6 separate regions of the Mus musculus genome follow, and all the other regions are linked to region 1. A link is a loop called in an ENCODE intact Hi-C map of the cell type or tissue named here. Cell type or tissue: left cerebral cortex. All regions are shown on one strand.

Region 1 (5,000 bases):
CCTTGTTACAGGTCTAAAAGCAATGGAGTCAGTTGACCATGGGCTAAAACTTGAGCAAAATAAATCTGTCCCTTGCTTTTCTTATTTTGTTATAAGGATCAAAGCTAACAACCACAATGCTTTTTATCACTGAGATATATATACTTCAACGCTAACATTCCTTCTAAGAGACTTATTCAAGTGTTTTTCAACCTGTGAGTAGGAGTGCTTATAGCTCAGTGGAGTGTTCTCTCTTAACTCTTTCTCTTCAAAACTTCATGTGACTCAGGCTGGCCTCAAACTTGCTTCGTAGCCTATAATTCCAGTACTGTGAGGCAGAGGCAGGAAATGAAGAGTTCTAGGATGTATACACACACACACACACACACACACACACACACACGGATGGAGGGAAGGGCAGGGAGAGTATTGTAGATCAGCCTTGACTATAGAAGCTTGCCTCAGCGAAAACAAGCTTCAAATCGCAATGCCTGTTTTGCCAACAAATGTTAGCAAGGCCATGGGTTGGGTTTCTCTCTTATGTTTACATATTAGTGCCGGGTGGTGGTGGTGCACGCCTTTACTCCCAGCACTCGGGAGGCAGAGGCAGGCAGATTTTTGATTTTGAGGCCAGCCTGGTCTACAAAGTGAGTTCCAGGCCAGCATGGGCTACACAGAGAAACCCTCTCTCGAAAAACCAACAAAACAAAACGTTTGCGTATTAGTGCGGTGGTACCATTCCCACGGAAGAGAAAGGGAAAGTAAACCTGTGGGGACCTTTATCGTTACAACCATCGTTCTCTTGGAAACGGATGACAGTCCAATAATGGCGCGCGCGTGCGTGCGTGCGTGCGTGCGTGCGTGCGTGTGTGTGTGTGTGTGTGTGTGTGTGTGTGGCTAGACAATGCTCCCAGCAGCAGATAAATTCTGACCATCCCAATAGTAGCTAGCCTATGCAGGTAGCATATTGCCTGGCTGGGAAATCGTGTTATTTTTATATCTCTGCCTATTGCAAGTCCAACACAGTTCAATAAAAACCATGGGAGGGTGTGCTGTGGTGAGGCCTTATAGACCCCACTACTAGGAAAATTAAGGCAATGGAGAGCAGTGTCTCTAAGACACAAGATGGCAGGTGTGATAGTCAGTATAACTATAATTGGTATTCTTTATTTTGGAGCAGATATTACTCTGAGTTGAATTGGAGACAACCAAATACAAGTCCACTTCTATGATCTAATAACTTACGAGCAATTGAAAAGAAACCACACTTACCCACTTCCTTGGAAAAACAAAACTGCTCCAGCTAAGGAAAACAAAGAAAGGCACTGAAGCCATACTGCACAGTTGCGAAGAGCCCCAGTTAATGGATTCTACCAGTGGACTTGGTATTTTTTGGAACACAATCTAATAGCCAAAGGGTTGCATGAGCGTCCCCACAGCTCAGAAGTGGTGGCCTATGGTGCTATCAACCCAGAGGAAATACTTATCCCTGTAACTGAAGGCGGGCATTACTTTGCTGCACTGCTAATACTGTATATTTGAAAGGGCGGTGTTATGGATTGAACTCAGAGCTTCACGTAGTTCCGGTAAGCACACGCTGAGCTACATAAATAACCAGTTTTCACTATGGGTTGAGCCATACTTGGTGCTGGACACAACTGTGGGCAAAAGCTAAGAGAAAAGACGCCCTGCCTTTAAAGAGACTTCATTCTTGGCGGGTAGTGCTGTTTAAAGGTACGGAAAATAAAAGCGGTGGAGAAGGTGTACTCTGGTGGGACTGCCGACGAGTCGCGGTGGAGCTGGGGAAGAGTCCTGCCCTAGGGAGGGAGGTGAGCAAAGGCTGGAGAGGTGGGCGCCTGCGTACTGAGCGGGCGGCGGCTGGCGCGGCAGTCCGGGGCGTCGTGCGGAAAGCGCCGCGGGGCCAGGCAAGGTCGGGACGCGGGCGGGGAGCCTCTCCGGGAAGGTAGAGCGGATCACAGCACGCAGCGGGCTGGGCCGGTGAATCCTCCCGCCCGCCGGCCGGCCGGGTCGGGATCGCTGCAGCGGCCGCGGCCACCAGTAGGTGGCGCGCCGAGCGCCCGGCTCCCAGCGTCTCAGAGCCGAGGAAGGAGGGGACCGGAAGGAGCCGCCGCTGCTGCGGGAAGTGGAGGAGCGGGAGGCGGGGACCCACCTGGAAGCGCCGCGGCGCCGCTGTGGCGCTTCCTGCGGCGGAGGGCGCTGGAGCCAGTGCGGCGGCCGACGGCGGCCACGCGGGCGGCGCCTCCCGGAGCGGCCCGCCCCACGCGAGAGGTAAGCGGGATCCCCGGGGCGCGTGGCGGGGCCGGCGCAGGGGCGGGAGCGGAGCGCGGAGGGAAAGGCGCGCGCGGGGCCGGAGCCCTTCAGAGCGAGCGAGCGCCGGGAGGGGGTGGCCGAGGCGGCGGCGGCGGCGGCGCCCCCACGTGGGCCGGGCGCGCGCGTTCGCGGCTGAGGGGGCGGGGAGGCCTGCGGAGGCGCCGGGCGCGCGCGCGGGGCTCACGTGACGGCCACGTGACCGGAGGCCAGGCCGGCTGAGGGCTAGCGCGGTCCTCCGTGGCGTCCGGAGGGCGGCAGAGGGCTGAGTTTGGCGTCCCGCCTTTCCTTCTCCCCTCAGACGACTCAGAGGAGGAATCCAGGGCGGGGAAGGCTTGCCTCTCCTCCCGTTTGCCCGCGGCCTCCCAGTGCGAGGACGAACCACACGTTCAAAGTCCCGAAGTAGTGATTAGCTTCCCCCACGCCGCCATGTTGGCTCCAGCGCACGCCCGCCCGCGAGATGCCAGCGGGTCGGTATCGCGAGATCTCCGGACTCTCGCGGGACCTGGTTGGCAGAGCGGTTGCGCTGGATGGCGGAGCCCCGGGTTCTCGGGGCCCTGGGACCAGTAACTCTTTTCCTGCAGGCAAGTTGTCGGGGAGGGGCCGGGGCGCGCGCCCGGGCGCCGGGAGCCTTCGTGCGCGCGCCTCGCCGTCGCCTGCGGCGGTGCAGAGCGGCTGTCGCGCGCCGCGCTCCTCCCGCCCCCGGGCGCCCGCCACCTGCGGAGACCTCCCCGCCGGCCGCTGCCCGGCGCTCGCTCGCCGGCCCGGAGGCCGCTGCCAGCCCGCCCCGCCCGCCGCCGCCCCCTCTGCCCAGTTACCCTCTCTGCAGACAGCTCCACTTTCCTGTCGCCTGTGGCTGCAGAATCTTCCCCCAGTCTCCCAACAGAACGCATAGCATCTCTCGTGTCCGGGCGTCATTTAGCCACCCACTTGTCTATTGGGAAGTTCTCCTCGTCACCCTGGCTGCTGACAGTAACTTTTGGCAGTGTTTGGGAGGCCCCCTCACCCCTGACAGTACCCGAGGTCAGAATACAATCCTTGTTCTGTACATGCTGATAAACTCACGTCGGTAGGGATTGGGGCTACCATTTTTGGTATTCTGGGGTGCCGGTTTTGTTTTGCAGAAAATAGTAGTGGGTTTGTTTTAACGAAAAATCCCGCTACTTCTTAAATTTGAGGTCGGTCATAAGTGTCTTCATGAGTCAATCACTTTTTTCTACTTAGAACAGCCACTCACAAGTCAGTTTACCATATTTGTTTTCATTTCTTTGTATTCAAAAGTATGGAAGCTACACAATCGGGAAACTAGATAGATAATTCATTCATAGTTATCCTGTCCGCCCCACCCCTCGCTCTGAGACAGGCATACTATCTGTATCCCCGGATACTCTAAAACTGACTAGGTGGGCCCGGATTCATGGCATTTGTTATCACAGCCAGCACATACCATTTTAAATTTTTTATCATTTACTTATTATGTGCCTGTGTATCTTGGATATTGTATGTGCTCAGCTCTCTGGAAGCCAGAAGAGGGTGTCTGATCCCCAGGATCAGTATTACAGGACTTTCTAAACTGTTCAGAGTAAGGGGTCTGAACTTTGGACCGCAAGACAGAGCAGCAAGCACTCTTAACCACTGTCTGTCTCTTTGAAACTACAAAAGTGTACTTACTACCTACAGAAAGGGAGAGTAAAATGCTCTTTATTCTGTTTTACAAACTTCTCAGTTTTCTACCCTGAACCTGATCATTTTGTGGTCCGTGCTTTGTCCTAAGTTGTCAGGGCTAAGTTGGAGGGCTGATTTGGTAATAAACTTTCATAGCATTTACAAGCAGCAAATTATCCACTAGATAAAATTATATAGTGTTAGATCTGTTGTCAGGACTCAAGTGTAGATAACTTGGTGAAAGTATCTAATAGCTCCAATAATAGAGCTTTTGTTTGTTTTTGCAGTGGAAATGTTCTAGGGTGCTGGTAGCTTTGCACACAGAAAGTTCTTTTAAAACAAAGATTTAAGGAAACATCAGCTTTATAATTTTTAATGCTTATGTAAGTACCAATTATGCATTCTAAACCAAAAACATGCCTATGGATGTTAGTTCTTTTAAAATTTTGACCCTGAGTTTTAAAAAGATGCTTATTTTATGTGTATGTGCCCTAGTGTTGTGGTCAAGGAGGCCTTGAGGGTCAGAAAAGGATTGTCAACAGTCCCTGGAGTTACAGGCGGTGGTTGTGCGCTGCTATGTGGGTGCTTGGAACCAGAGGATCAGCAGCAAGTGCTCTTAGCTGCTGAGGTGTCTCTTCTAGCCCCTCAGAGTAGTAGTTTAATCCAATCACTAGAACGATAGACACCAGTAGTTAATACAAACATCTGCTTACATTAGGAGCACTAAGTGTCATTTTTGTCATTACTCCTCTGAAAAAACATAGCAGTGGTAGAATTCTATTTAAAAATTCAAAAAGCCAGGCAATGTAGCTCATGCTGCGCTGGAACTTAGTTCCTCTAGTCCTCTAGACTTGAGAGGCAGCCGGCAGTCACCATTTCTCTCTTTACTAGACAGGGTGCAGTAAAAAGTAATTGTACATGACTCCAGTGGTCTTTTCTCTTAGCAGCCCTGGCTGTCCTGGAACTCACTCTGTAGACCAGGCTGGCCTCGAACTCAGAAATCTGCCTGCCTCTGCCTCCCGAGTGCT
Region 2 (5,000 bases), 270 kb after region 1:
AGAGAAATGAGAACTGTTAACCACACAGGCTTTGGTCTTCAGTGGAAGAAACTGACAGCTGTTCACCAGAAGGTTGGAGTGGATGCTGTTTGATCTGGTGATCTTTTGCTAGTCTTTGATGCTAACCTGCACCAGAATCTCCTAGAATCCTGAGCATTGTCTCTCAGTCAATAGAATCTATCCTTGGGCTTATCATAAACCCTTCCCCATAGGGCCTGAGCACTGCTTGTCAGTCAACAGAACACATTCTATATGTAAAGGTCACAGGTGCTTTGCTAAGGAGATGCACTTTGTAAAGGCGTTTGGGTGTGGCCATGCCTAAAGCTTTGCTGGGACAACTGTCATGAGAAAACTTTTCTTTAAGTTTTATTGTGTTTAAATATGTAAAAAATAAAGCATTTGGTGTCAGGCTCCAGAAGTTTCAATCAGCGCTGGCTAAATCAAGTGAACCCGAGTTTCTCTAATCCTATCTCTTTTGGCCCATGTTCCTGCCAGTCACAGTATTTGCAGGGACCCCTCAAGTGCCTGGTGTGTGTAACTCACGGAGACTAGCACACACTAGTTCCCACAAATTCTACATCTTTGAAAATGTCCACTCCTGGAACCTGGTCTGAAGTGCAAAGAATATTTTCCTTTAGAATGTTTCATGGAAAAAGCAAACATTATTCTCATCTATACATTACTCTCACCTATACATTACTCTCACCTATACATTACTCTCACCTATACATTACTCTCACCTATACATTACTCTCACCTATACATTACTAATGCATAAGGCACACAACCTTCCGAAGGTTGACAAACCCTACCACAGCTTTTAATTTTTAAATCAGTTCCATTTCCCCCCAAGGGCAGGCAGTTCCCAGCAGGTGCCTTTGTTTTCGGGAACCCTGAGTGGAATGGGTTTGGGTTTGTGGTTCCATCAGATGAGTTCAGCTGCTGAGGAGGCAGAGGAAGTGTCATGCGATTTCTGTGCGGCAGGTTAGCTTCCCACGCTCCCGTTACTCTGTGGGCCAGAACCGACTGCATCGACACACGGGGTCTTGTGGCTCTCCCATGAGCCCTTGTGTACACTCAAGCCTGTGGGCATCCCTGCCTCTAGGTTTGGGTCAGCAGATCGTGTTTCAGAGTTATCAGTGGATTTCTTAAGCATACTTACTCAGATGGTCTTAGGTTCAGGACTCCGAGCCAGCTTCTCATAAAACCTTCTTTGTATATTTTATAAAAACATGGAATGGGGTAAATCAAAATACCAGATTCTCTCAACCCCATATATAACCCAGCCACAATATTAATACTTAAAATCCAGGCCTGTTAATTTTGTCTTTTCCTAAAGGCTTAAGTTGGGTGGGTATACGCAAGGCAAGTTTTCCAACTGGGAGACAGACATTTCAAGTTTTCCTAAACAAAACTAGCTCCCCAAAGGGCACTGATTCTTAAATCGGTAACAGTGAGCTTCAGTCTTTCACTGGTAACTTAAGTCCTTTTTCCTAAGTGCCAGCAGCAGCCCAGGACTGAATATAGGTAGTCTACTGGTGCTATTGCTTAGTCTCTGAGTTAACCCTCTGAATATGTAAATAATCTAGTTAGACTTTTGATAGCATTCAACTAATTGCCAACCTCTGATCTAAGGTCAGAGACCAATAGTTATATTACAAAGGCGAATTAGGAACACAGCAGAACCAGCTGCAAACGTTCTGTTGTGTTTTGTTTTTAATTTATTTTTAAAGCGGGAGTACTTTTCAACCACAAACCTAGCAGATACTCTGTACCACCCAAAGAGATCTGAAAAGTTCCATTATATTCTAGGCTTTGGTGGTGATACATTGCATCAGCCACCTGTTACTGTGATCTGTAATGGCATGTACTATCTATCTGCAACCATCTGGGGTTTTGGAAGGCACCTGGTTAAACTTAGAACAGTGTGGATTCTGGCACAGAAAATCCATTTTAGAAATCTGAGGTGTTGGATTTTTGTGGTCTGTACTCGTCACATGGACAATCAGGTCCTGCTTCCCTCTAAGCTGTGCAGTGAATCGGTCTCACTGTTCAAATGGAACCTAGAAGTCTCTATAGTCTTCTCCAGCTCTTTGCTGTCCTGAACTGAGTCTCAGTATACAGCGTTTAGTGCCTCTCAGGTAAGCAAGCTGACGTCCTTTTGAGTGTGTGCAGTATTTGGGGACATTCCATTCATATGCAGAAAAGCCAACGGGAAGCTTGAAGCCTAAGCAGCTACCTACCAGGGCTCATTAGCACACTCCATACAGAGTTCTGTGAGCAGACCACCCTGGCTCCCTGTACATTACCTGGCACCACGGAAGAGAAATGTCAGGAGACTCCGCCAGGCGTGTATCTATCATTCTTTTAGAAGCATAGAAATAAAATCGGTTTTGGTCTTAACATTTATAATTTAAAAAAATATTTCAGCTCTTCATTTCCACATTTACAAAAACAGCAAAAAAAGCTGTCCAAGCACTGTAATTATGGTATCCTGGGTTAAATAAACATAGTTTGGGGGTATTGCAAAAATTATTGTCTTAAGCACTGCACTTTCCTTCTAACAGAAAAAAATCCCCTAAACAGGAAAAAGAACAATGTGTGGCCTTTGGTTTATAATATTACTCTTCCATTTCCTTCAGAATTGGAGGCCAAAATTTTTAAGGCTCATCCTATGAGGCTTGGATTGGTGCCGTCCTTTTTTTTTTTTTTAATTTTTATTTTGTTTTATAACCTAAGCAAAAGCGCTTCGGATTTAGGGTGTTTTAAGACGGAATGTGGAGAGAATAATAGGAAGCAGGACTTCTCTCTGGGAAGCAGGTACCTTTAGCTCATTCCTCAAGCCTCCTTCCTCACATTCCTATCCCCTGTCCCTGGTGCGGATGCTGGATGCTGCTGCTAAGCCCAGCAGAGGCCAGCAACAGGAGTCACGCCTGTCTGGCCGCTCCCAGTCGAACCCAGTCTGTGTAGGTGGGCGCGAGGGCTGGCGCTGGAGGCTGGGAGGACCTTTCAAGCAACCAGCAAACGCGCTCGGGAGTTCATTGACTGGCCGCTTAGAGCTTCAGGGACCCAGGAGATAGCGCTGCACTGGATCGGCTGGGCTGTGTGTATATATGCGTGTGTGGGTTTTTTTTCTCCCTCTCCATCTTCATCCTTCTCCTCAAGCCGTCCCCCCCGGGAGAGTCGCTTCGTCCACGCTTTCCCTCCCCTGCAAGGGGTCCCAACGCTTGGCGCCTGGAATGTTTAGGACTCTGGAACCTTCAGTTTCCTGTCCTGCCTCCGTGTGGGCGACACTGGTCTCACCTGGCTTGACCCTCAGTCCCAGAGAGTGCTGCCAGGCCACGATCTGCTGTCCATTCTGGGTGCCCATCTCGGAGGGATACTCTGGGGACAGCCTGCATCCAGTACCCAGCTTGAAGAGGGAAACTTGATCCCAAGATACGGGTTTCGAAGCCTGCATTTGAAAAGGACCCGAGCGACCCGAGCGCACAAGGCGACTTGTCTGGGGCGAAGGGAACGGCGAGCCTCTGTGAGCGCCTTCATTAGGGACCCTACACCGGAAGGTGCAGCCGGGCACTGGCCCTCGGGACATTCGCTGGGGATCCTTTGGCCACCCCAGCCTCTTACCTCGAAAAGCTGAGGAATGTCCCTCCGGGCCAGGTACTCCTTGGCGTCGTTGGTGTTCATGGCTGTACGGCGCGCGTGCAGTGGGGAGCAGGAGGGGAAGCTCCCGAGGTTGGGGCTGGCGGGGCGCAGCCCTCACTTGGATGCGCTCAGGCCGGGGTCCCCTCAGCGACTCCCGGGCAGCTGTGCAGTCCGCGCTCCCGTCGCCCCCGCGTCCGCGCCGGTCCCCGCGCCAGCCAGCAGCGAGCAGCAGCGGCTTCCCGGGCGCAGGCAGCGCGAGCGCCAGGGGAGGGGCGCGGAGGAGGACCACGCGGCCGACGCCACCAGCCGCCGCCTCCCGGCTCTGCGCGCTCGGCCCGCGCCTCCGGAGCTCGCTGCGGCGGCCGCCAGTCACGCTGCGCGGGCGGGCGCGGGGCGCGGGGGTGGGGACGCGCGGGCTGCAGTCACTCCCCAGCCCGCAACGCAGCCAGGGCAGCCAGGGCACCAAGGAGCCAAGAACCGGGCGATTGGAGCTGGATACAGTTTTGCTTCTACACACACACACACACACACAAACACACACACACACACACACACACACACACACACACCAGACACACACACCAGACACACACACCAGACACCCCCCCACACACACACTATACAGACACACCATACACACTATAGACAGACACTCCCCCCCCCACAAACTTACCACAGACAGACACTCCCACACACACCACAGACGATAGACAGACAGACAGACACCACTTATCATGAGCTCCTCCAGGAGCTCTTCCAGGGGGGAAAAACCCAAGTCAGAGAATTCATATATTCTTAAGTTAATGGCCTTTCAGTGATAGGGAGTTGGAAGTAGGGAAAGAGGAAGGATTCTGTTGGGTCTTTTAACACTGGAGTACCCAGCCCTTAAGAAAAGTTGGAGCAACTTAAACATTTGAGTAGAAGGCCTGAAATCCTTAGCGTAAGATTTAGTGAGCAGTCAAAGAATCTTTTCTGCTGGGAGGAGCTGAAGGAGGAAGAGAGGACTGAGTGGTGGAGAGCTGGGGTCTGCTTTAAACTGCAAAGTGGTCACTGGCCCAAGGGCCATCAGAACGCCCTAACAGGAGACGGCTGGTGAGGTGTACTGGTGCCTACCCAGTTACAGACCAAGGTGCACCCATCCTCCCCACAGCTACCAAGATGACTCATTTCCCACAGATGTCTTTTCACTGCTCTTTGAGAGATGCTCTGGGTCTCCAGGGAATATGATCTCTAACTGCCTGCAAGGGCCCACTCTGGAGAGGGTATGTGGAAGAAAGGAGGCAAAAGCTACATACAGACTCCTGGCATCTGGGGTCTGGTAGAAACCAGCACTCTAAATGCTTCAAATTAAAAAC
Region 3 (5,000 bases), 280 kb after region 1:
GCAAGAACACATCAGATAGCGGCAGGTGTGGTGGGAAAAAATCAAAGCTGACTCTATAGATTTGAAGCACGGGCACCAGTCCAGACCTCTCCTAAGGAAGGGGCAGAGGAAGTGGAAGTAAAGATAATCACAAGACGATGATGAGGACTTTCAAAGGACCAGGGATGTTGGAGGAGGAAGGCGCTTTGAAAGGGATTGCTCTCTGAGTCACCCATAAGGAGCCAGTTTCTGCTGACACACAGACCTTGTCTCTGCAAAGGGCTAAGCCTGCTGGGCTTGCTCAAGTGGCTAAAATGGGGGACCACTTGCCCATCCACACAAAGAAGGCTTGAGGACTTTGTTTGCACTCTTCTAGACTCTAGACCAGTGGTTCTTAACTTTCCTAATGCTACCACCCTTTAATACAGTTCTACATGGTGTAGTGACCCCAACCATAAAAATACTTTTGTTCCCATTTCATAACTGTAATTTTGCTATCATTATACATTATAATGTAAATATCTGTGTTTTCTGATGGTCTTAGGCAACCCCTGTGAAAAGGTCTTTCTGACCCCCAAATGGGTCATGACCCATAGGTTGAGAACCACTAGTCTAGACAGCTAACACATGCCTACACTCAGCCCCATCAGTGACCATGGCAGGCATGTCTGTCATCCATCATCTAACTATTGCCAGTTTAGCATGGAAGACTTTAGCAGTAATGCAGAAAACATCGTCACAGAGGACAAGGTTTGCTAGGAGAGGTGGGGGGGGGGCACGGAGAAGAGAGGGAGGAGAATAATAGAGGGCAATGGACGGTATGATCATTTGTAAAAGAATAGAGACTCTCTATTGATAATACTTAAAGGAATGAAAAGGAAACGTTTCTCATGCTGAAGTTGACCCCTCTCCCTCATGGTAGCTGAACAGAGGCAATGGTAGGGACTAGTCTAGTTGACGGTACTTGTATAATGACAACTTTGGACTGTAATGTGCAACAATGTATTGTTTGTTATGTGTCCTCATGTGCTGAGAACCTCACAAAGTATACAGTGTTACATATGTGTCTATATGTCATAGTAACTTTTAAAACAACCAGTAATTATTTCCACCATGCTAATGAACTCACCAAGAATCAGAGAGCCTAATTCGGAGTTGCACAATGGCAAGCATCAGTTTGGTTACAGTCTGGTGCCATGCAACCCTTCCCTTACACACCAGCAGCACAATGCTCTGCAAGTCGACAAAGGTCTGCAACAATTTCCTTTTGCCTTTATCACTGCCTCTCCTTTTCCTACCCCTACCCAGTGTGTGTGTGTGTGTGTGTGTGTGTGTGTGTGTGTATATACTTGGGTGTGCACGAACAGTTATGTGGAGGCTAGAAATTGACTTCAGGTCTCTTCCTTGCTCACTACTCACCTTATTTTCTGAGACAGCATTGCTCACCAAACCTAGAGCTCATTGTCTGGTTAGACAGGTAGACCAGAAAGCCCCAGGATCCTCCAGTCTCTGCCTCTCTAACCCTGGAATTGCAGGCACAGGCCACCCTTCATGGCTGGCTCCTCCCCACCCCCCAGCCCCACCCTCTGTAGGCACTGGGGATTGAACTCAGAACCTCATGCTTGCATGGCAAGCATTTCCCGCTAAACTCTCCCCATCCCCACTACGGCTGTTCTCTAAGGGACTTTCCATTGCTCACTTCTGTTTTTCAGTAGATATTATTTTGTATTGGAGTCACAATCACAAGCATTATAGCAGCAAACTTACACTGGGGGTTTCCAACTGTTTAATGCTCTTTTCTGCTCGAAAGGTTGTGTAGGAAGGATACCATCTCTAATCATTAAATATCTGCGTGCTGAATTTCTCATGTGTAGTGCTGAAAATATGTCTTCTAATCTATTTCCTTCACTAACTCATAACCCATTGGATCATTTAAGTCTGTGAGAAGTTTGGAAGCTTTTTATCCCCTAGAAAAAGCACTAAACAGGAAGACCTACTTCCACACTTTTGCATACACTGTTTTGATAAGTAAGCTCCTGGTTAGCAAGCAGTCTCTCTACAGGGTGTCTTTAATTTTTGTGGTCATTGAGATGTATGTGTTCATTTCTTAAATTTGGGATGAACGCAGGACTATGTAATAGTGTGTGACACTCTTCAGCCAAAGAGAAATTTCACTATGTTCTCTTTCTTCCCTACACAGACTGGACACTTACATTCTATATTTCAAAGATCACCAGGAATTCTCAGGTTAGGGTTTAAAAGACTGGAACGTCTCATGGTGTCTGAAAGAATTAAGAAAAATAATTTTAGTCTGGCACCAAAAAAAAGCTATGGTCCTGAGGACCTTACCTAACGACTTCATCAACAGACTGTCAAAGAGCAGCACATTCCTTGATCTAACATTTATGAATAACTATGTTTCCAACCCATATTTGGAGATAGAAATACAAAGGGCAAGACCCAAGGAGCTCAGTGTCCAGTAGAAAGAGAGCAATGTGTATCAGCTAGGTTTAGATGAATTTTATAGTTCAGCGATGGCGTATGCGTGAGGAGGATTTTACAGTGCGGTAAAGAGCAAGCATCACATAAACTTACACAAAAGGCACGGAACAGAAACCAACAGACTTTGCTTCCACTTTTTACCATCCTCAATAAACACTCTGTGTTTTCCCTGCTGTCCCCTCCAGCTTCTCACCAAGACAGGCAGCTCTTTACAGACCTCACCATGGCCGTTCTTACATGTTCACACTGTCACATCATTTCAGATGGCTTTTCAGTCACTGAAAGGCTTGAAGCAACATTCCCATCTTCTCTCAAGGATGCACACTTTGGTTGATCCTACTATTTTGCTACGCTAAGCAATTCTGGTACAAACTCCATGCATATTTTTTCACATTTTAAATTATTCCTTAGTATAAACTTCCCAAAGTGGGATTGCTAGATGAAATGGAAAAATCATTTTGTGGTTCTTACTTAACTTTCCAGAAGGGTCGATCTATTTATAGCACCATAAGCCATGCTTGGAGTAGATGAGAGATCTAGTTTTATTGCGCTTTCTCTAATAAGGAATTCTATTTTCATCATTCATTTTAACCAAAATGGATAAAGATTGCACATTAGGGCAATTGCACCTTTGTTCCCATCTCCTTTGTTGGGCCTTGTCTTCTGGTGTTAGAATATTTTCATCTCTGATTTCCTTTTGTTGTTGTTGTTGTTGTTGTTGTTGTTTTGAGACAGGGTTTCTCTGTACAGCCCTGGCTGTCCTGGAACTCACTTTGTAGACCAGGCTGGCCTCGAACTCAGAAATCCGCCTGTCTCTGTATCCCAAGTGCTGGGATTAAAGGCGTGTGCCACCACCGCCCGGGCTCCGCTTTCCTTTTACTGTCTGCTTTGCACTGATTTCTTGTGATGACACTCCCATTTATGACTGGATTATAGTATTTATTAAATTGTTTCCTAAATTGTGTTTTTTTAATAGTCGACATCTTTTGAAAGGAAGTTATCTTTGTGTGGGTCACAACACAGTGTAGCAACTTATACATGGAGATGTTGGCAAGCGAAGCACTGCGCACATTGCCTCCTTTGTCAGCACATAACTTAAACAGGCACTGTTTCTCCCTTTGGGACGAGAAGACAATGCATCTGAGTCTCAGATCGCATGAGTACAGAGAGATTAAACAGTACAACAAATGTGCTTCCGATCTAACTGTAAACAGTGCAGGCACACAGCTTCTAGAAGAGCGTGAAGGAGAAAATGTCTGTTACTGAGATGTAGGGTAAAGGTTTTAAGTGGGTTGTTGGCATTGTTAGAAGTAGAAATAAAATAACGGTAGTAACACGGGTAAGAACTTCTGCTCTTCAAAAGATAAAGAAATAAATAAAGAAAGTGAAGACACACCCAACCTAGAGGGAAGTGTGCTGTCAACAAGCAAAGACACACCAGACAGGGAGGGAGGTGTGTACTGTCAGCAAACGAGACAGTGAAGACACACCCACCTGACCCAGAGGGAGGTAACCAGAGTAACAAGGAGTAACAGGGATGGGTAAGAAGTTCTGTTCATCAGAAGACACAATGAAGAAATTGAAGTCACAGCGGACCGAGAGGGAGGTGTGCTGTCAATACAGACAGCCAATAAAGGAGTCATGCATAAATGACTTCTACAAATCAATAAAGAAAAAGACAAGCCATTGTAAAACTGATCAAAGACACAAAGGATCACTTTATTATTAATATAGAAAAAATATGATGGCTAGCTTTTATTGCTAAACTGATATAACCAAGTAACACCTTCGAAAAGTCTCAGGGAATGATTGTCTTCATTGGTCTCCTCTGAGGGTGTCTGTGAGAGGATTGTATTAATTAAGGTAATCAATGTGGGGGGATCCAGTTCGCTGTGGGTGGCACTATTACCATGGTAGGTTTGTGTGGATATAATATCTAGAGATGCAGTAGTTTATAAGGACAAAATCGAGCTTCATAAGCCACTGTTTAACAGTGAGAAATTGAGACAAGCACATATGTCTTTATTCACTGCTTTCTGCTCTTAATTATGGCTGTGAGGCGACTACTCAGTGATGTGCCTGCCTTGACTTCCCCAGGATGGTGTACTGTAAGGTGGAATTGGGACTTGACATAAACAGCTTTCTTCTCTGAGTTACTTTTTTGTCAGGGTGTTTTATCACAGTCACTAAAAGTGGGACAAAATGCAAACTAATATCACAAGATGACACCAGTGTATACCCACTGGAATGCTTACATTGGAACAAAATAAAAGAGGCAATTATCAGCTAGTGGGCCTGTGGAGCTGTGAGAGTCTACTGTGCTTTGGGGAGAAGGTAAATTCATGCAACCACTCATTATACAGTAGATCCTTTATAGAAGCATTGTCTGAAACAGCCCAAAGCTGGAAACTACAGGAGCAGTCCCCAATAGCACACACTGTATGTTACTCACAAAATGCGGTCCCCCAAGCACTGAGGATCACTGCTCTCCAAGTAATTGTCGATGGATGAAGCTCACA
Region 4 (5,000 bases), 81 kb after region 1:
CTGAATCACTTAATATGGTTTTTCTTAAAAAGTGAATTTTTTTGAGAAATTTATACTGTGTTTTGATCATATAGTAACATTTAATCCCTAAATTTAAGAAGATTTCATTTTTGTTTTTGTGTATGCCACATGTGCTCTGGATGCTCTCAGAGGCCAGAAGGGGGTGTCAGATATCCTGGAGCTGTAGTTACAAGGGGTTGTGCGCTGTCTGGTGTAAGTGCTAGTAACTGAACTGTGGCCTCTGGAAGGAGAGTGAGCCCTCTTAACCCTTGAGCCATCTCTCCAGCCTCCTAAACCTCCCCCTGCCCCAAGTCAAGGTTTCTCTGTGTAGCCCTGGCTGTTCTGGAACTAATGCTGTAGATCAGGCTGGCCTCAGTCTCAGAGATCCTCCTGCCCATGCCTCCTGAGTGCTGGGATTAGAGGTGTGGGCCACCATACCTGGACTCCCCTCCCCCCCTCCAGCCCGGTAATATTTGAGGAAATAGCTTTTTCATGGCACTTATGTCAAGAGTCTTCCTCTGTGGGCACGGTCTTTGTTCAATTTAAATTTGAGGCAAGCAACCACTTTGGAAGCTTCATGTGTGGTTCCTGCTTGCCTGCTCAGTTGGCATTGGGATCCCCTGAAGTTACACTGCTAGCAGTTTATAAAAGACTGACTTTGCAAACATACAGACATCTCACTTGAAGGCCACTGGGTCAGTAGTGACATGGGGAGCTGAAACTATCCAGCCACCAGTTAGACACTTCCAGCTAGTGAGGACCGATGGGGCCTCAGACCACATCTGAACCCTGACTCAGGGAATTCTGATAGTAACCACTGAGCCACACTGCCCAGGTTCTGGGCAGAGGAGAAAGGCATGATGGGTCAGGAATGTTGGAGAGTTGTGTGGAAGGTGAGGGAAGCGCCTTGTGCATGCTCCTCTGCAGCAGACTGTAAGCTCACCAGCATGGAAAGACAGACAGACAGGGGCACCAAACCTTTTGACACTGTGACGTAATGTCTGTAGCAGTCCTGGGATGTGTGTGGCCAGTGGGCTGTTGGTTGGATCCCCAGGAGTGCCTCCCATGGCTTAACATGGTTTGTAACTCCATGGGCATCCATGCTGGGATCTGCCATCAGATCTAGCTTTAAAAGCTACAAAACGGGGACTTTTGGGATAGCATTGGAAATGTAATTGAAGAAAATACATAATAAAAAAAATAAAAAATAAATAAAAAAAAATAAAAGCTACAAAATGAAGTTTGAATTATGGAGAACTTCATAATGAAGAACTCGGATTATGGTTTTATTATTGCTTTTCCTTAGCGAGGGGCTGGAATAAGAGACACCTGTATTTACAATCCATTGTGTTCTTGACTGCATGGGAGACTCAGAAAACTCTACATCTCTCAGTGAACATTCTAAAAAAGACCTCTATACCCCGAACATCTAAGCTGGGGCGTGGCCTGCACTGCTGTTCCTCTGTCCTCAGCAAAGGTGGCTGTGACATCCTCTGCAGGGGTATGCATCACTCAGAAGCCAGTTACAGTCATCTGCTTGCATGTCTGCTTGTTTCTGCTATTGTTTGCACTTATACACAGATCTGTCACAAGGCTTCCCCCCTCCCCCCCATCTACCTTCTTGCACGTCCATCTTTGCTGACTGGATCATGAAGCGTTTTTTTTTTTTTTTTTGACTAATTAAGAAATATATATATTTTTAATTTTATGTAGCATGTGTATGTGTGTGCCTGTTTGCTTATATGATGAGCACCATGTACGTGTGCCTGGTGCCCACAGAGTCCAGAGGGGGAGTTGGGTACCTGGTATCTAGAGTTCCTGGAAGTTGTGAGGCACCCTGTGGGTTCTGGGAACCAAATTCAGGTCCTCTTTGAAAGCAGCTATTGTTCTTAACCACTGAGCCATCTCTCTAGACCCCTTGGCTCTAGTTAAAGTGGGGGCTAGGCAACGGAGGAACTCCTGAGGGGAGCTTGATGAAGCAAACTCAAGGGTAGATGAAACCCAAGGTTTTATCGCCTTCATCCCTGTGGCCTTGCTAGAAGGTGATGGAACTGGGTGACCCCAAAAGCTGTGTGGTTGGGGCGAGGGTACAGCAAACTTCTGCAAGCGCCTATATTAGGTATCCTGCACAGAGAGGTGCAACCGTGCACTTGCTTGGCCCTCCAAACCCCAGGAATGGCATTCCTCTTACTCTATTCACTGAAAAGGTCACTCCACTTTTTAAAAACATCAACTCAAAGAATTCAGATGAAAATACTGCAGAATAAAACAGTAGCCACGCACACCTGACTTTCTTGGAGGTTTGGTGTCAGTCTTAGTGTAACAAATATGGTCACTTGCCTAGACTTGGAGAGTTGCAGGCAAGGTATACAGTATGTACCATAGGGCCTGGCCCAAGCAGGTCACCGTCTGGCAGCTGCAGTAGTGGGTAGTTACTGGTTCTTGTGACAGCTGGTAGCCCTGAGCCACTAAGGAGGGCACAAAGTCGGGGATGGCACAGTGTTATGGAGGGTGGCAAGCATTCTGGATCCTGTCCTCGCAGCATCTCTCCCCTCTTCTGTGCCTATGTAACTCTATTCCCTGCCCAGGGGCCACTGCCCTTCTCTCTCAGGCTGTGTGGCTCTGGTGGTGTGCCGCCTGCCCCCTACTGGCTCCTGTAGGCTGGGTCTATTAGCAGAGTCCTTGTTAAAGTGAAGGAAGCAGCAGTGGGTCTTTTGTGGGGCACTCTGCCACCCCAAGGCAGACTTAGTTTTCTGCGAGGTCATTGAAATGAGAGGAGAGAAGCCTGGAGCAGGAAGAGAAATGAGCAACACAGAGAGGAACAGGCAGAGGTGGAGAGAACCAAAGAGGCACCGGCGGCTCCGCTCCCCACACCCGGCCGAGCCCGACTGCTGCTGCTTCCTCGCTAGACCGGTCATTCCTGCCCTAGTTTTGTATTTCGTCTTCGGAAAAAAAAAGAGTTTACGTTTCCGCTTTTGGTAACGCCAAGATCTGGACAGTGTTACTGGGTAAGAGGCGGCTTTGCGTGTACCCCCTAAGCTGAGTGCTGTCCTTGTGCCCCGATTGGGCACTGCTAACATCAGCTCACCCTTCGTCCAAACTCTTCCCCTTGCTTCACTTCCCGGGGGTAGCCGTCAATCAGGAAGCCCTTGGTGTTGCCCAGGCTGGCCACCATGGCCTCCTTCAGCAGCTCCAGAACGACACCCTACAGCAGAGAGAGTGGTCAGTATGGGGCCTAGCGGCACCCCCAAATCACAATAAATGTGACTCCTCAGACATTCTTCTGGGAGGGGAGGATGTGGCAAGATTAATAGCAGATCTCTTGGACTAACCTGCCTCCCCCCGCCCCCCCATGTCTGCAGTGAGTCTTTCAGTCTTTCAGGTCTTTCAGTCAGTACTGGGTTCCACCGGGAGGGTTTTCCTTTCTGGTCTGTCCTTTCTGCTGTTATCTCACTAGAAAGACTTCAGCATCTTACACCCCATGAGACATGTTCCACGTGTCTTGTTCCACACAGTAGCAGCTGATGGACCAGGCATCGTGGCAGGTTAGGAGCAAATGAAACGCTGCTGGCGGCGTTCTCCCAGTAAACATTATGCAAAACTTGACATGTGCTAACTTGAGAAAACTTTTAGACCAGAGAACTATTTTCTACCAACACGATTTTGCCTTTAAAAAGATTGATTAAACAAGTGTGCAAGGTAAGGAAAGAACAGTGCAGTGTGGGGAGGGGCCTTGGGAGGAGTGTGAGGAAAAGAGACCTCCTTCCCTAGGGGAGGGGCCTGTGGGCGGGGTGGGAGGAGACCTCCTTCTCTAGGGGAGGGGCCTGTGGGCGGGGTGGGAGGAGACCTCCTTCTCTAGGGGAGGGGCCTGTGGGCGGGGTGGGAGGAGACCTCCTTCTCTAGGGGAGGGGCCTGTGGGCGGGGTGGGAGGAGACCTCCTTCCCTAGGGGTGGGGCCTGTGGGCGGGGTGGGAGGAGACCTCCTTCTCTAGTGTTTGGCAGGAGCCTGGGGAACGCAGAAGTCGCAGGCATGGCCAGAACCCTTCCTTAAAGAATTGTGAATTAACTCTCCATCTAATTCACAGTCTAATGAGGAAGGCAGACAATGATAAACGAATATACTCTAGCTAAGGATAGCAGGCACGGCAGAGCAGGACAAAGGGCCAGAGTAGGGGGGGGGTTGCTGTTTTCTAGAGGGGAGGGGGCTCCGTTAAGTTGTGACTAGGCAGAGCTCTGTAGGAGGCAGAAAGGTCAACTAGAAATGGGCGATGGAGAGGACTCAGGCTAAAGAGCCAGCAAATGGATGGACCTGGAGGGCATCATCCTGAGTGAGGTAACCCAATCACAAAAGAACTCACACAGTATGTACTCACTGATAAGTGGATATTAGCCCAGAAACTTAGAATACCCAAGATATAAGATACAATTTGCTAAACACATGAAACTCAAGAAGAACGAAGACCAAAGTGTGGACACTTTGCCCCTTCTTAGAATTGGGAACAAAACACCCATGGAAGGAGTCACAGAGACACAGTTTGGAGCTGAGACAAAAGGATGGACCATGTAGAGACTGCCATATCCAGGGATCCACCCCATAATCAGCATCCAAACGCTGACACCATTGCATACACTAGCAAGATTTTATCGAAAGGACCCAGATATAGCTGTCTCTTGTGAGGCTATGCTGGGGCCTAGCAAACACAGAAGTAGATGCTCACAGTCAGCTATTGGATGGATCACAGGGCCCCCAATGGAGGAGCTAGAGAAAATACCCAAGGAGTTAAAGGGATCTGCAACCCTATAGGTGGAACAACAATATGAACTAACCAGTACCCCAGAGCTCATGTCTCTAGCTGCATATGTATCAGTAGATGGCCTAGTTGGCCATCAGTGGAAAGAGAGGCCCCTTGGTCTTGCAAACTTTATATGCCTCAGTATAGGGGAACGCCAGGGCCAAGAAGTGGGAGTGGGTGGGTGGGGGAGTGGGTGGGGGATCGGGTG
Region 5 (5,000 bases), 350 kb after region 1:
AAAGTCTGCACCTCAGGTCCTCTTTAGGCAGGGACCGTGTGAACTTTAAGTAAACACTCCTGCTTTTCACAGTGAGTGAGAATATTCTGTCCTTGGAATTCACTAGTGTCCAATGTCACAGGAAAAGTAACACAGACTTTACTGTGACATCTGTGACTTTGGTTCATTTTCACCATGGTTAAAGTGGTTAAACTGAGTCAGTTGGCATATAGTGAGGCACATAGTTTCATTGAAACAGCAAGAGGTGTGCTGTGGGTCACATTGACCTTCCTGGAGTCCCACGGGGCTTTTTTACATATTGGACTACTGTGGCGCAGTTTACCTGACTGTCAAGTTAGAGTCAAACCTTAGACGAGTCTGGCCAGGTTCCTCATATCATACTTCTCATGTCTGTGGCTTCCTTAGAATGTCAGGTACCACAGTAGAACCGAAATGCTAGTCTTTAGAGCCAGTACCTTATCTTTAGGTTAGCAGACTTTAAAATTCCTCTAGTCTAGTGCATTGTTTTACTGGATTTAAGAGCTGCGTGTATGTGTGCTTGTCACTATTATACTGTTGTTGTTGTTGCTATTTTCAGTTTCAAGTGTGTCCCAAAAGTCTCTGTGTGTCGACCCCTGGACATCGCACTGACCTTTTCCAGCGAGATCCAAAAAATGTCCTGATCACCGATTTCTTCGGAAGTGTGCGCAAGGTGGAAATCACAACAGAGAAGATCAGTTTGCAGTGGGATTCACAAGTCGTGGACAGCAGGTATCATCGTAGTTATTATTTGGATAGAATTTTTAGAGCAGGTTCTAAGGGCTGAGGATGGTGTTGGTAAGTAGTTGTGTTTCTCCACCGTCTTCACACGCCACAGGCTTTTCAGTTCATGGACAGAAGCTGTAAATGTGGCTGGGACTGCGGTCACGATTGGATTTTGATGTACTAAGGAGTCTTGAGCTCTCCACAACAGTCTGCCATTCAACCCTGTTTTGCTGTTGGGACTTGGTAATTGGTTAGAGCTGGCAGGAGAGGCGAGGTCACTGTGTAGGGCAGTGGTATGCTTGTGCATTTGTGAGAGAGACTGAGGGAAATTGGCGGAAGATGGGGGTTTGAAACATTTATAATGCTTTTTTTTTTTTTTTGTAATTACTTTTGAAAGGAAAAAAAAAGCCTCATTGAGATTAAATAGTGGTTCAGTTACCAGGTACTTCTGTGGGAGCTATAGCAGTGCATTTCTAGCATGTATCTCTAGCACTGCCTGAAACCTGGGCTGCTCAAACTCCAGAACACCTTTCTGGATCACCCGTGGCAGCGTGCATGATGGGATGGATATATAGTTGCAGTACTGAATTAAGAGAAGTAAATTAAAATGCCAGGAAGGATTTCCCTGTGAAGGCTTCGGTGGCAGGATCACATTTCTTGTTTTACAATTCAAAGCCTTATTTTATTTGTTCTTTCCTTTTCCTTTCCTTTCTTTTCTCTTCTTTTCCAATTTCCTATGGCTGTCGGCCTATAAAACTATGAAGGCAGCAGATAAGAGCAATAGAAATTTGAATTTCATTTCATTTTTAAAACAATAGCTTCATATCTTAAGCTGTTGCCCGTGTGTGGGATATGTTCTCTAGCTGGGCTGCCTTGTCTGGCCTCAGTGGGAGATGATGCGCCTCGCCTCACAGAGACTTGATGTGACCCAGGGAGGCCCCACCCACTCAGAGGAGAAGGGAAGGAGGTGGGGAGGATTGTGGGAGGGGGTGACTAAGAGGGGTTCAATGAGCAGGATGTAAAGTGAATATATAAAACAGTAAAAAGCCATCCAGAGACTGCCCCACCCGGGTATCCATCCCATAATGAGCCACCAAATGCAGACACTATTGCATATGCCAGCAAGATTTTGCTGAAAGGACCCTGATATAGCTGTCTCTTGTGAGGCTATGCCAGTGCCTGGCAAATACAGAAGTGGATGCTCACAGTCATCTATTGGATGGAACACGAGACCCCCAATGAAGGAGTTAGAGAAAGTACCCAAGGAGCTGAAGGGGTCTGCAACCCTATAGGTGGCACAACAATATGAACAAACCAGTACCCCAGAGCTCTTGACTCTAGCTGCATATGTATCAAAAGATGACCTAGTCGGCCATCACTGGGAAGAGAGGCCCCTAGGTCTTATAAACTATGTGCCTCAGTACAGGGGAATGCCAGGGCCAGGAAGTGGGAGTGGGTGGGTAGGGGAGCAGGGCAGGGGGAGGGTAACAGGGAACTTTCGGGATAGCATTTGAAATGTAAATAAAGAAAATATCTAAAAAAAAAGCAGTAAAAAATAGAAAAGGAAAAGGAGGCCGACCCAGCAGCTTCAACATTACCCTTGTAAAAGTTGCCAGCCTGTGCTGTAGGACGTTAGTAACCTGGACTAGGATTCAGGACGTTTAGCCTTAATCTCCTATCAGACTCGCTTTATAAGTTCCCTTGACTTTAAGCCTTAAAGGCCGTTTGCTCCCCTTTAGCCACCTGAACATGGATTTACTGTTTATTAGAGACAAGGGCGTTGTTAGATTTTAGCTCTTATCTCAGAGGAGACTGAGCTGTGTGTATCATGAGGAGGCTGAGGAGGCTGTAGTGACCTTGGAGTAAGTGCTGCTATACACTCTGGAAGAATGGGGCTCTGATGCTTCAGTTTTCTTTATGTATTTGTTTGAAAGCAAAATTCTTAGTGCTGACAATTGTCTCAGTTTATATTTGAGAATAAAATTAAGTTTTACAGCTGCATACTAAGGTCTGTTGTCTTAGAGCGCCCTCTAGTGCTTGCAAATAAATTTTATTTAGGATCTTGTCATTTACCTGGTGATATTATTATAATTTTGTGCACTGGTGTTCCACTAACTGTTTAAAGGTTCATGTAGGAAGACTGCACCCAAGAGTTAGATATTCTGTGCAATATGCTGAGATCGCTCTCAGAAGCATTGCTGTCTCCTTCATTCAGTTATCATGAGAATTTCATTTCTGTCTTGCTCTAGGCACTTTTACAGGCATTATCTCATGTGTGCAGCTGCTGTTCACATGCAGATATGAATCACAGTTTATGTAGAGGAAAGTTTATCTACCAAGAAGCAGAAATCACAAAAACACATTTTGTGACGGTAGTTGTGGATTCAGTGTTATTGTTTCAGATCTTAGACCAGCAGTATTAATACAGTGTTACTAAAAATACTAGTTACATCTTTTAAAATACATTCTCACACAATGGACACAATGCAGTATATTGGTTTGGATTGGCTGTTTTATATTTTTGTGCAGTGACTTAGCACTTAGTATCTTAGTCACATAGAATGAAATCATTAGTATGTAACTCTAACTGAAGCAGCTCTAGGAAGCAGAGTTCTCATGTGTGTCCTGGGACTTAGGCATGCTGAGGTGACCTCATGGAGCCACAGGGAACAGAAGAGGACAGACGGCTCCTTGACTCGGTTAATTCCTCCCGACAATTAATTATGTTTTATACCTCTTGTGCTATTATTTTATTAGTGAAATTCATGTATGTTGACCCTAGCTATAGTTTTTCATTAAAAAGATACATTAAAGTTGAGCAGTGGTGGCACGTTCCATCAATCCCAACATTCAGGAGGCAGAGACAGGCAGATTTCTGAGTTTAAGGCCACATTGGTGTACAGAGTGGGTTCCAGGACAGCCAGAGCTCTACACAGAAGCCCTGTCTTGAAAAAACAAAAACAAACAAAACAAAACAACAAAAGATACATTGTATGAAACCTTCAAAGAATAAAAATATTTTTAAATAAAGGATAATTTCTTTAATAGAATGCCTTTTAATGTGCATTTCAGTACTCTGACAAATATATACAACTGAGCAACCATTTCAATCTGTCATGCTAAGGACTTTGTGTGCTCAGATGCCCTGACTGTTTCCTGGGTCCAGGGTTTGCCTTCTGTAGACCAGCATGTACGTGGAGCATGGGCTGTAGCGCTCTGTGAATGTGACCTCTGTCTCTTGTGTAGTACGTGTGCATTGGTGTTGATGTCTCAGCAGCACCTTATGCCTCAGAAGTAGACTTTGGCTGCTTAGCCTACAAATTGTCCCTTCACTAACGGAGGCCATTTCCCCCCATCGCAGATTTTGGGAATCATTTAAAATAAAATGCAATGAGTATTTGCACACAAACGTTAACATTTCTTTTATGTGAGTAAATATCTGAGTGTGGAAGTGCAGGCTCAGAGCCTTGTGAGCTGTTTCCCCGAGTGGCCGTCCCTTTGTAGTACCAGATGCTCGCTCCTCATCCCCACTTGCTCACTCAGAGTGTCCCTAGGCATTCTGGGAGTAAGAGCTCATGGCAGCTTTCGTGTGCAGTTCAGTAACTAAAGATGCTGCCTGTAGTCTTACTCACTGGCCATTCATACTCGTAAAGGAGCTTTTGAAGGCTTTTGCTCATTTTCAAAACATTGATTTGTTTTCTCATTAAATGATGGCAGGTCACTGTATGTTCTGGATACAAGTTCTTCAGATACGTGAATCCCAAATTATTTTCTTCAGCCTTTGGTTCCCCTTCCATTTTAGAGGCTCACTGCTGGTTGGTCAACTTGCTCCGTGTTTAGTGTCCTCTGGAAGTCATTCTTTGCTTCACCTGAAGTCTCAGAGGCTTCTAGATGTTTATGGTTTCAGGTTTTATGGTTGAATGGCTGCTCTACTTTCAGTTAATTTTGGAGTATGCTGCTGGGCCGTGGTTGAGTATGGTGTGAGGTTGGGAGTTCATTTTGCCCAAGTCAGCTTGTTAGTTTTCTAAAGAAAGCCCACTGGGATTTTGATTGAGATTGGCTTGACTCTGTTAGTTTGGGGACTATGGCTAGTGACATTGGTTTGTATAATCTGTGAACATAACCCGGCAGTTATTTGATTAGTTACCTTTGGCGTGTTGGTTTACAGTATTTTTCTAATCCCTTTCTGGGGGATCATATTGACTTTGCCAATGCAGTGCTGAACAGAGCCCCATCAGAAACTCCAGCAGATGTCT
Region 6 (5,000 bases), 66 kb after region 1:
ATTTTGATTTTTTTTCAACAAGTGATAAAAGTAGAATTTATTATTTAAAAGTCTGTTTTTCATCTGTATTTGCTTTCTGTTCTTTATAAAGGGTGAAGATGTATTGTGTTAGTGTTCTCATGTAGCGTGCTGAAACACTGCACAGTAAGGGTGCTGACTAATGTCCAGATGTGGAACCTAAATAGAAGTCAAAATATTATTCTAGTACTTTTTCTTAATAAAATTAAGTACCTATGTGTTGAAACAGGTGGTTTCCAAAAGTTATCAAAAAAAAAAGATAGTATATATCCTATGGTAGATTGAGTATTAATACTAGTCTAGCTTTTAAAATTGTTTTTTTTTTTCCTGTTTTTAAATTCAGGGAACATTATTTACTAATTTTTTTCAATACTCAGCAAGGTATTAAAATCTACCCTGAATTTTTTTAATTAAGAAAAATACAGAATTTTAAATATAGAAAAGAGAAATTTAAATAATATATTGATTATGTATCACTGGTCATATTGATACAGTCTATTGTACTCAGAAAAGTTGACAGGTTTTTATCTCTGAGCTATTAGTGAAGGAGAGGCAGTTGAACGATGTGTCTCTACACTAAATCCTCAGTGCACATGCCGAAGGGCTTCCGTCCATCTGCAATATGCAGGACAGTTGCCCCTGTCTGTATAGAAATAGTACCAGATAGTTGTTCAGATCCATCCAGAAGTCCCATAGAGGTGAAGTACAATGTGGAAGGGTATGAGCGGTACGGTTGTAACGTCATCAGGAGCGAACAAGCCTACTTGAATGCATTTTAAAGCTGAGATAGTAATGTGGATTTTTCCTGTTTGAAGAGAAAATGTCTTTATTTGGATTTTTCAGCTCTAAGCACACTGTCCCCATGGCTTGCTGGGAATGATTCCTGGTGTTGTATTTGAGGGTTGCACAAGTAGGCAGGTTGTTCTTTGCAAGAAGACTCTCACTGTCTCTTCCAAGGCTGCTGACAGTGGGACTTGAGAAGCTGTGTCTTCAGATCTCTTAGTAGCACAGATTTGTGGTATGTGATGCTCAAGCTGTTTGCTATAATTGGAGGAACATTTAATAACGGCGGAAGTGATTGCTCTGAGGTTAGGGAGAGGAGTTTCCTTTAACGTGAGGCACCAATAGTAATTAATTGCTGATTTAGCACCTACTGTGCACAAAGCAAGCATGTGGCAACTCATTGGATTCTCAACCAACGAAGCAGGTTCATTTATTACCCTGTTTTCATGGGAGATCTATCCAGAAAGAAATTAAATGACTCACTCAGGGTCATATTGGTAGAGAGGTGATAAGACTTTAACCAAGATGGATCATTTTGTCACACTTGGTTTCCCAAGCGTTTTCCATGCCTTTGTTCTCATGCAATGCTAGAGTACAAACCTGAGCCATGTCCATGTTTGTAATACAAGAGAGAGGCTCGTATGTGGCTGGAAAGTGCCAGTGTATCCCACCATTGTGACTCCTGCGAGCACACATGGAGAACCTCTCCATGGCCTCTCGGTAACCTGATCCCATGGAAGTCCTTGACTTCCCCCCCTCCCCCCCAGTTCCATTAAATCACAGAGCACAGCTACTGAGATGGTAGGAAGGGATTTTAAAGGGTGACAGAAAATGGCACACCACTGTAATAGGTAATTTCCCTTAAACAGCTCTGTGAGATATGCTGTATAAGCTTTCTTACTCTGGATAGCCAGGGTTAAAACCCACTAGTCTTTGTGCACTGGAGGAAACCGGTAGTTTCCAGTGCATTGTCCTCTTTACCTCTAGAGTCAAAGAGGAAAGGTTACTGCCCAGCTTCAAGGGTTTATGTGTCTGTTAAATGGATTGATTTCTGAGAATTGTGTCGTGTTTTGCCTCATGAGAACAGTTCACGTCTGTGTCTCTATTCTCTGACTTTTTTTAACGAATTCTCTATATTTGTTGGTTATGTGACCCAGTATTCTGGTAAGTTACACTCTTTCTTGTTTAGAGAGGACTGGGGTCCAGTAGGTCACTAGGTGCTAGTGACTCTACAGGTGGTCCTGTGACATGCCCTGGAGGACAGCCTTTGCACCCAGCTTTACATGTAGGGTGTGATTAGCCAATCAGATCATGTATTGTGGGTATGACTCTGTCATGCTTGCTGTGACATTTTGGGTCTTATTTCCAGTTGGGGAAGTTAAGTCCCCTTGATTGAGTTCCAGGAACTAGTTACTGACCTGAAGCCTTCCCAATCGTATCTGTGACGAAAGCGAAGGCACTGAGAATGAAAACAGAAGTGACAGATGTGAGGACTCCAGTAAGACGAAAGCCAGGCTTTGTGGAGCTTGGAAACAACCGTGTGCAAATAAACCATGTGAAAGAAAATGCTATTTGAAGAAAAGTAGTGCCGTGGAGCTCTGTTGCTTTAGATTGAATGGCTAAGCAACCGTCACTGGCAGTTGTGGGAGGTAGCAGTGTGGGTCAGCTTTCGAGAGGACTCAAGAGCTCTGACGCCATTGGTAAGGACCTGGAGCCAGGGACCACCTAGGTTTCCCTGGGCAGCTTTGAAGACAGGCAGTGTGTGTGTGTGTGTGTGTGTGTGTGTGTGTGTGTGTGTCATGCATCAACTAGGGGGCGGGACGAGGCAGCACAGCCTTGAATGCAGGAGTTTACACTTGTGTTCTGAGGTTGTCTGCACACATAACCTTTTGCTAGGCAGAAACCGCTACAGTCCATTCATATTTTAAAGTGTAACTTTATGATGTCACTTGGAGCCATTCATGTGGGCGTTGTGTGTCTTAGCTGTTCTGTAGAAAACTGACTTGCATTCCCGGGTACTGATTCCTGCTGAAGTTTTCCAGGCTGCTTGCCTGCATGTCTGCTGCCTCGTCCAGAGCTGTGGGTGCAGAGCTGCCAGTGTGTGCTGTGTGTTGGGTTGTCATCCTCTAGTACCACTTTCCATTCTTGCTCTAATGTCCGTGCTCCCTGTCGGTTACCTTTGGGGCAGTGTACGCATTTCACAGCCATGTGAGTGGGGGCGTGATGTGCCCTTTCTGGTAACAGAGGCCTAATTGTAACCAAAGAACTTAATTTCTTGTCTAGCACACACTAACATTTCTGTTTAGGAAACAGTGGGAGGGAAAAAGAAATATGAAAATGACCATGTATCATGAATACATTAACAACTTCTCTGTAATAGCTCAAATCTGGTCTGTGGCCAAATCATATAAGTGGATCATAATTTTAACCTATATACTGTGTTTGTTTCTGTTTGGAATGAAAGCTTTCATATGCTTTCCAGAATGATGTGAGTTACAAATAAATAGAGAAAGAATCATCCTGGCTTCCATTTATTTCATTTGTACATAAATGTTTTGAGGAAAAAAAATGATTTTAAAAATACAGTTGTGTCCTGGAACCATACCAGTGTTTGCTCACTCATTGAGGAAAGAGTCATGCAAACCAAACTGAATGTGGTGGTGACCGAGTGCAAGATGCAGGGGTTTCAGAAGACACAAGCAACTCTGCACAAAACACCCACGCTTCACGCTGGGATGCATTTACTCACGGAGCAGGCCCTTGACACAGGCACAACACAGGCGCTGCCGGACACCGTGTTCTAGGCGTGCCCTCCCTGGCATCGGTTGAGAGATTGTTCCTTCCTTTTTATTTGGCAGTATGTCAGGGAGTAATTGTCTCAGATCAAAACTACAAGTTGGTTTTGTCCAGTGAGTGAAGTAACATCATCTCTCATTCTTTTAAATGATCTCTGGTCTCTGGTACTAAAGTACATAATTGCTGAGCCGAACTGCCATGTGGAGAGGAGCGGCTTGTAGGCTTGGCCAGAGTTGTTAGCATCTATGACACTGTTCAAAATAGCTAGTGTCCCAGAGTGGGTGGGACTGATTGTCTGGGCTTTGCTCTCTAAGAGAAGCTGATCAATGCCATTTTGAAATATTTCTGTCAGGTTCCACTGGCTTGGTACCTTGTATCCCATAGGACATTTAAAAGGCCCACTAGGGCTCCGGGCCCTCTCATGGATGGGAACTGAGGAAGCAGCCAGTACCAGATGAGGTGTCCAAGCCTGTCCCCATGCTAACAACCCACATCAGGGAGGAACAAATAAGCCCATGAGAAGGAGGAAGCTGTGATGGAGAAATAGGGATATGCTGTCCCTGTGTGGTGGATCAGACTGCAGCCGGCCCTGAGGCAGGGCTGGAACAGGCAGATCCCACACTGCTCTTTTCATCCAAAGACGAGTGCCAGAGTGGGGACAATTGCCAGCACGAGAGAAAGGTGGACAGTCCGAAGTGTACCATGCATGATTTCCAGAACCTCTCAGGAGATGAGCTGGGAAGGACACAGCCAGCGAGAATGGGTGGGGATGGGGACAAAGCGAAAGGTGTTACGGGTGAATTCCATGTATTTCTGTTTCCACTTAGTTGTGCATTTTCTCCTTCAGAAAACAGAGTCAATAGCTGTGCAGAGCTGAAGAAAAACTTGCTCTGGTGTTCCCTCTGCATTTACCTGTACTTGAAAGGAAAAGAGTTATTAACCTTCTGACTTGCTTTTAAATATGATCATTTTTAAAAAATAAACAAGGTTACCTGCTTCTGCCCACTAATAGTGACCACTCCCCAGACCCACCGACTAGAGTGAAAAATGATTGCTTAAAAGGCAGGTCCCCATGTGGTTGCACATGCCTTTACACAGAGCACTCAGGAAGCAGGGGAGAGTGGGTCTCAGTGGGTTGAAGACCAGCCTGGCCAGGCAAGGCTACACGACGAGACCCTGTCTTCAAACTAAATAAAATGTATAGCACTATATTAAAATGAGAGAGCGTCACTACACATTTATTAAGATGGCCCAACCCCCAAGGCTGACGTCATCAAAGGGCTAGGATGTGAAACAACCAGAACTCTTCATTGCTGACAAAACTAAAAAACTGGCACAGCCACTTGGAAGGCATTGCGGTTCCTTCAAACACCCCTCCAGCAGCTTTGTTCCACACTGTTAAT

The links. Hi-C counts contacts between places; a loop is a spot of excess contacts. Peaks named below come from ENCODE experiments on the same cell type or tissue, not always from the same donor. Only the 100,000 strongest peaks of a DNase experiment are listed, where the experiment ranks them.
Region 2: a loop joins it to region 1, with 3 times the contacts of the local background. A loop is called at or near these places in 3 of 42 quality-filtered maps.
Region 3: a loop joins it to region 1, with 2.3 times the contacts of the local background. A loop is called at or near these places in 3 of 42 quality-filtered maps.
Region 4: it touches region 1 in a loop (5-fold over the local background); 19 of 42 quality-filtered maps call a loop at or near these places.
Region 5: it touches region 1 in a loop (8-fold over the local background); 19 of 42 quality-filtered maps call a loop at or near these places.
Region 6: a loop joins it to region 1, with 2.4 times the contacts of the local background. A loop is called at or near these places in 19 of 42 quality-filtered maps.

Annotation. Positions count from the first base shown.
Region 1 is chr3:152,393,871-152,398,870 of GRCm38, forward strand. Zzz3 (zinc finger, ZZ domain containing 3) reads left to right here and starts at 2,133. Exons shown (of 14, transcript NM_001080755.2): 1 at 2,133-2,268. In left cerebral cortex, a CTCF peak has its summit at 2,030 (motif pointing right); DNase peaks (open chromatin) are centred at 2,101, 2,544, 2,737 and 3,229; H3K4me3 peaks cover 2,625 bases; H3K27ac peaks cover 2,417 bases.
Region 2 is chr3:152,664,173-152,669,172 of GRCm38, forward strand. It overlaps Ak5 (adenylate kinase 5), which reads right to left and starts at 4,188. Exons shown (of 14, transcript NM_001081277.2): 1 at 3,628-4,188. The coding sequence starts at 3,687. AI115009 (expressed sequence AI115009) reads left to right here and starts at 2,741. Exons shown (of 4, transcript NR_040386.1): 1 at 2,741-3,660. In left cerebral cortex, no CTCF peak of the experiment used is centred here; DNase peaks (open chromatin) are centred at 1,969, 2,150, 2,981, 3,557 and 2 more places; H3K4me3 peaks cover 2,138 bases; H3K27ac peaks cover 1,184 bases.
Region 3 is chr3:152,670,973-152,675,972 of GRCm38, forward strand. All of the region lies in intron 1 of AI115009 (expressed sequence AI115009), which reads left to right. Among named protein-coding and RNA genes, the nearest start is that of Ak5, 5.1 kb to the left of the region's middle. In left cerebral cortex, no CTCF peak of the experiment used is centred here; a DNase peak (open chromatin) is centred at 2,733.
Region 4 is chr3:152,475,253-152,480,252 of GRCm38, forward strand. Ak5 (adenylate kinase 5) reads right to left here. Exons shown (of 14, transcript NM_001081277.2): 12 at 3,089-3,205. Among named protein-coding and RNA genes, the nearest start is that of 3110067G11Rik, 12 kb to the right of the region's middle. In left cerebral cortex, a CTCF peak has its summit at 2,651 (motif pointing left); a DNase peak (open chromatin) is centred at 2,696; H3K4me3 peaks cover 1,129 bases; H3K27ac peaks cover 540 bases.
Region 5 is chr3:152,747,024-152,752,023 of GRCm38, forward strand. Pigk (phosphatidylinositol glycan anchor biosynthesis, class K) reads left to right here. Exons shown (of 11, transcript NM_025662.5): 9 at 578-750. Among named protein-coding and RNA genes, the nearest start is that of Gm40181, 6.6 kb to the right of the region's middle. In left cerebral cortex, a CTCF peak has its summit at 2,781 (motif pointing left); a DNase peak (open chromatin) is centred at 2,761.
Region 6 is chr3:152,459,508-152,464,507 of GRCm38, forward strand. It overlaps Zzz3 (zinc finger, ZZ domain containing 3), which reads left to right. Exons shown (of 14, transcript NM_001080755.2): 14 at 1-3,319. Ak5 (adenylate kinase 5) reads right to left here. Exons shown (of 14, transcript NM_001081277.2): 14 at 3,308-4,509. The coding sequence ends at 4,441. Among named protein-coding and RNA genes, the nearest start is that of 3110067G11Rik, 28 kb to the right of the region's middle. In left cerebral cortex, no CTCF peak of the experiment used is centred here; DNase peaks (open chromatin) are centred at 2,461 and 2,825; H3K27ac peaks cover 250 bases.